Linked DNA regions of Homo sapiens: region 2 is linked to region 1. Evidence: chromatin loops called from intact Hi-C (ENCODE). Cell type or tissue: CD4-positive, alpha-beta T cell. All regions are shown on one strand. Each heading gives the region's core, and the rest is flanking DNA. Links, peaks and the distances in the headings are about the cores only. Region 1 overlaps RORA (RAR related orphan receptor A). Region 2 has its middle 7.2 kb from the start of FOXB1.

Evidence for each region. Peaks named below come from ENCODE experiments on the same cell type or tissue, not always from the same donor. Only the 100,000 strongest peaks of a DNase experiment are listed, where the experiment ranks them.
Region 2: a loop joins it to region 1, with 4 times the contacts of the local background. A loop is called at or near these places in 2 of 110 quality-filtered maps.

The regions. Positions count from the first base shown.
Region 1 is chr15:60,579,361-60,582,276 of GRCh38, forward strand. All of the region lies in intron 2 of RORA (RAR related orphan receptor A), which reads right to left. All of the region lies in intron 3 of RORA-AS1 (RORA antisense RNA 1), which reads left to right. Among named protein-coding and RNA genes, the nearest start is that of RORA-AS2, 100 kb to the right of the region's middle. RefSeq lists an enhancer at 1,194-2,020. In CD4-positive, alpha-beta T cell, for the core only: no CTCF peak of the experiment used is centred there; DNase peaks (open chromatin) are centred at 931, 1,421 and 2,331; H3K4me3 peaks cover 1,028 bases; H3K27ac peaks cover 2,455 bases.
Region 2 is chr15:59,995,615-59,998,530 of GRCh38, forward strand. No RefSeq gene overlaps it. Among named protein-coding and RNA genes, the nearest start is that of FOXB1, 7.2 kb to the right of the region's middle. RefSeq lists an enhancer at 1-434. In CD4-positive, alpha-beta T cell, for the core only: no CTCF peak of the experiment used is centred there; a DNase peak (open chromatin) is centred at 1,677; H3K27me3 peaks cover 2,500 bases.

The sequences.
Region 1 (2,916 bases), core at 262-2,761:
CCAAACGCTCTCTAATCTGCTAAATGCTTATGTCCTTGTGGGGTTCACGTAAAGAAGATTTAAAAGGTTTATTTCTGTCTCCACTCTCCTGCCCTTCCTGCTTAAAAAAAAAAATTCCATTGTGGTAGTTCAACATAAACTGTGTGTATAGAACAAAGAAATTACAGTACTGTTGATTTCATCAGCATTTTCTCCTAACAAAGAAAACTAGCTATTCTAACATGCTATTGAGAAAACTATTGAACTACCATGAGTTATAGGAAATATGACATGCTCAGTGCCCCCTCCATCTCACCTAAGTCCCAACTCTTTCCCAAACCTTTCACTTTGGGGGTATTTTGGATGAGCTCTTAGTAGTGTCCTCAGAAATAATTGGTTGTCCTAATTCAGCCCCATGCAAATTAATGCTCCCCTAAAGAGGCCTTATTATAATTTTCAACCCTTGATGTCTACATAATCCCCTATAGTTCTTTAACTTCTTGCTTTCTAACTTCTGTTTACCGATGCACTACTTTTGTCAGCTCAGTATAGCATCAATTAGTAACACAGTTGTGTTTATTAGGTCTCCCTAGAGCCTTGAGAAAGCTGCTTTGTATTTATTAATGACTACACAGAGCACTACTATTTTTCAATAGCACTTAAAAATGAGTAAATTACTGAAGATGAACTATAAAAGAACTTTAAATTTCAAAGGCAAGCAAAAAAAAAAGCACATTATTTAAAACCACTCATAATACTTGCATGGTTAATTTTATTTTCAATGTAATATCAAGAGAGAGGGAAGAAAGTCAAACCCAGACTCTTCTTCCTGTTCTACTTTTGGCATTTTGGAGTACACATGATTTGAGTTAGAGAACTGAAGCATAGATCTGGTGATTAATTAAGAGCTGGTTTAACAGGTCTAAATTTCATTATGTCACACACCTGTTAAGTAATGCACACCTGATTCAGCAGACATCCACCCACAAGGTTAATCTCAAAAAATTAAGCAATCAACAGGAAAGAAAAAAGAGGCATACTGCACTAACTTAGGTCCAGTTTTATGTTCTCAAGCATAATTCCAATCCACCAATTTGAAATGTATCCACTTTGTTTTCTCTTATTTTGTGAATAATTCCCTGTACTACATTAGGTGAAGTTAGAGTTGCCCACACTGGTATAGAATTCACTACTCAAGGAAACCAGAGAGACCAATCGCTCCTGTGATGAATCTTTCCGAACCAAACTTAAAGTGATGCCAGCAATTATGGCGTTCATTTGCCCTGCTTTTATATTCCTGGTCATTTATGAAATGAAGACGCTGATCTGCAAAAATCACTATGCATTCATGAAAGGAGCTCTGGGAGCTCCCCCTGAGGATCTGGCTATGAGGCAGAAACATACCTCAGTGCACTTCCTTTGTCTTGTGCTCCCTCTTTGATGTGCAAGTCACTGGTGGAGTAAGCTGTGATCGCTTTGATGTTGAACTTCTAGACTTTATTGTTACTAGCATGCCTACAAAGAGAGCTGTCAGTCATTTCTTACATCTGAACAACCATGTTTCTTTACAGCGCCTCTTTTACAAGCATCAATCCTTAAATACATGTTTTCACATTCCTGCTGATTACCACACTATCTTTGTTGGGGGAGGGCTGTGCTCAAATATAACTACAGCACCCACATTTTCTGTAAACACCCTGAGGCATCTTCAGATGGCTGGTAACCAACCTTCTTCAACAAGAGAAGCCCCAGTGCAAAACATATTTCTAGCAAACGAAAACATTCTGAAAACACTCGATCCATCTTAACAGTCGAAATGAGCAGTTTAGCCAATATTTCCCCTAAGCAGCCACTGAAATTGCATAGAAACTTCCAGGCCACTTCAAAAGGGATTCTGAACGTAACAGCAGCAGGGGGCTTAGAAAGACTGCCAAAACCCTGAGACATCTTAACTCATCTTAAACAACTTTGTTTCTCTGCAATAGTGGAAACAAAATGCTTCTGTTTTACGAGATTTTGCTTGTGGTAGAAACATTGCTTTTGAAATGGATTTCTATCAAACCAATTGTTTTGTTAAACAATATCATTTTCAAAAGTTGCTTGATGTTACGGATGCAACTTAAGAGGAGGAGGATTTTTCATAATCTTGTGTCTAGGGCAAACGTGGCTGTGAATGCAATGGAGGTACAATTTCTTAGATATATACAAAATAGGCGGTATGCAAATCTTTAAAGATCTCTGTTGAAAAAGATATGGCTCTAATTTCATTTACCAGCTCCCATCAGATTTTCTTTTCAAACTCCTTTATCGCTTCTGAAACTGCTGAATATTATCAAACCCCACTGGGAAATTCCACACAAGGAAATAAACTTAAGGTGCTTACATCACACCATGCTGGTTTATAATGAACTGCTGTCTTTTTGAATAAATGTTTCAATGAAATCCAAGTTTTTAAAGATGCCAGGTCTCAAATTAGGAAGTTAAATGATATTTTTTCATGCTGGAGCTTAGTTCTGTTTTTCTTTTTTATAAAATAAGATGGCATCACAAGAGATACATTGTTTCTGCTTGCTAATAAACTGCAGACGATACATTGGGAGAGACTCAATTTCTTTGGGTTCCTGGCTTGGAATATTTGGTAAAGAATAAAATTACTGTGGTACGCAATGGTTAAGGCTACTCCATGGTTTCCATTTTTAAACAACTGCCCCCGCCCCTTGGTTTTAAATCAACCATCAAAAACGGAAAAAGCTTTAGGCTACAATTTGATAAATAAGGTATGACTGTAATTTACTAGAACTAAATCTGGGCATATTTATTATTAATATTAATGAAAACTTGCTTGTTCTTAAATTTATTTAAATAGCATAAAGTAATTACCTCTTTCTGTCTTAAATTTTCACTTCCAAAAGGAACTGATTAGCTGATAGAAGGACC
Region 2 (2,916 bases), core at 266-2,765, 580 kb before region 1:
CCTTCTTTTTGGGGGGAAAAAAATCACCACAGGTTAGAAACTGAAAAGAGTTTATTTGAAGGCATACAAATGCATATTTATTATACACATGTAGGAATTAACAATGTAAATTACACCGCCAGCAGTTGCTGGTTGTTTATTCATTAGATCTTTAGAAAATCTACATTGCCTCCAGACAGCGCGATGATAATGTGAAATACACAAGCAGTTTACATAACCAACTTCAACGCACAGCTTCGTGCTCCGCCACTCGGAGTCATCAACAGGTCGCGGGGAAGCGGACGCGAAGGAAAACCTAAGTTCCTAACAACTATGGAAAATCTGGGAAACCTACGAGGCCCACAGTTCCCTCTGTCCTTTTGGGAAGCGATAAAAGACTTGAAGAAAAAGAAGCAACTGTCTCACTATGGTTCATCTACTTTATCTCGTTTGTGTGTAGCTTTTTTTTTTCTTTGCAATTAAAAAAAAATCGGTAAAAAGAGGATGGATGGGCGGAACGGAAAGATCAATATCCTCCCCAAACTCCTGGTATTCCGGAGTGTTCCTTAAAGACTGTGAACCCAAACTGCTTTCAGGGGTGAAGTAAGTGACGAGAAGGTTTCCTTTACTGCCGGCGAGGGAAGAAAAGACAGCCTACCTTGGCTAAGGGAGGCCACCGGCTCCACCAATCAAATCGCTATGGCTATGAACAAATGGTTATCCGCTCCAAAGAAAATCACTTGCTGGATCAGCCTTCTTGGAATTATTAAATCCTTCGTGGTTCTAGATTTATCCAAAAGATGGAGATGAGGTGACACTTTAAGAGAAAAGTGGCAGTGCAGACTTAATGGTTATTTTAAGTACATAAATATTGTATATAAATATATTTACAAGATTCTTTCCCAGTAAAAATATTAAGTAAAACTAAATGCGGGGGCGGGTGCCAACTAAGGTCTCTTGCGTCGGGCCAGTGAACGACGTCAGCCGCAACTCTAAGTGGCAAAGTTTTCGAAAAACCTCGCCGATCCTCTGAAGATCGGGTTAATGATTTACCCCACTCGCCAACCACCTGATGTAGCCTACCGCTACGCCGCGGAGGTGTGCCAGGATGCGCTGCAGGGGGGGATGCTGGGGCTGTTTTCTGCTTCTCTCTTCTCTTCCTCCCTCCCTTCTTTAGCTCCTTTATTTTGGTTAGGCCAGCTGAGCACAGAAGAAAATGCCCTGCCAATCCCGGAAAGTTTGCGCTACTGGGAATGCCTCGAGTCAGTTTGCTGACCTAAAATCTGGTGTTCATACCTGTGCTGGAATTGAAACTGTAGGCTGAGAAAAAAGGCGAGAGAAGGAGGGTAGAGGGGAAAAGGTTAGCGGGAATGAGAAGGGGTGGGGAGAGGGAGGGAGAAAATGGGGGAAAGGAACGCAGGGGGCAGGAGTCTATTTCTGGGGCGTCGGTAAGTCCTTGGGGCAACCTGGTTTTCCCCTGCTGACAAGCTGTGTCAGTTAACTGCAACCCACCAAGAGTCAGCCAACAGCCCCCGCGCTGCTAGAGCGCCCAAAGCAGAGGCCGGCCGCGAGGAGGGCCAGAGTGCACCGCGGGGGGGTTTGCACCGCGCTGGGGTTGGCACCGCGCGCTAGGACCCACGAAGCGGCGCGCTAGTCCCAGGTGAGCACGAAATGAGCGGAAGGACTCTGCCGCGGAGGGGCGGCGAGCGCCTGGCTGCGCTGCAGGCCCCGCCAAGCCCCGCCCCCTAGCCATTCTTAGCTGGGGGAGGCCAGCACGGATCAGCCGCTTTCTTTCTTTTCTCTCTTTCTTTTTCAAACCCGCTTTGTGGGTGGCAACTCAGCGGGGGACGCATGGAGACAAGAAAACAAAAAGCAGAGAGAGAGGGGGAGAGAAGGAGAAAGGGAGAGAGGGAGAGGGAGAGACAGAGAGAGATCTACAAATAGTTTTTAACCTGCCTAGGAACACAGCGAGTTATTACATTTGAAAGCTGTTGTGGTCTTCAGCGAAACCTGCTTCTGCCATTAAGAAAACACATACTACACACGTTCACCCTGGTTAAGCTCTCCTCCCTGGTCAGCCTGAACAAACAAAGCAGAAGCGCAGGGTTTTAAGGCTGAAGATCTATAGGTTATCCGGTTTCAAAACAAATTAAAGCAGAGGGATCCACCAAAAAAATATATATTATAGATGCAAAATATTCTTCATTTCACATATCTGCAGTTGCCCCCCCCCATCGATTTTATTCCAATTTATTAGCAAAGCACATTTTAGCCTACTGTCCGGGATTTACCTGAATCTATTCAATCAGTAACTTATTTTTCCCAGATCCTACATTTGAAGGAGCTTAAACCCGTTTTTCCCACTTATTGGAAGCTTTAAAACACTTTATAAAGCTAAAAATCACTTTCCTGTTGCAGCTTTTCCAAAATTCCTCCCCCAAAAATAACATTTAAGAGTGGGTGCCCAGCCAGAAATACTGATTTTTTAAAAAACTCAGCAAACCAATAATTTTTGACAAAGAAAATTAATATGAACAGTATAGGATGATTTTTCTCTCCCTCCCTCCCCACTTTAAAAAAAAAAACCCTTTGCTCCACCCCGCTATTAAACAAAACACAATACCTTTTTCTGGGTGGTACTGCACAGAAGTTGATTCAGTTTTGACAATGTTGTTTAGCTATCATTTGCTATTTTGAATGAATGGGAGCAATCCCCCCTTTTACAACATTTGTTTCCTATTATGGAGAGGTGCAGCAGTTGAGGGCAGACATGTGAAAGTGGCTGTTTGATTCTCTTTTTCATCTCCCTGACCCTGCTTTTGTCCCTTCTCACCCTGGGAATGTCACGCCTCGCTACTTCACTTTGAGATGCTCGAGAAAGTGGCTTTGTTATTCCCTTTTAGACATACACGAAATTGTTCTCATTCCCCCCGCTGT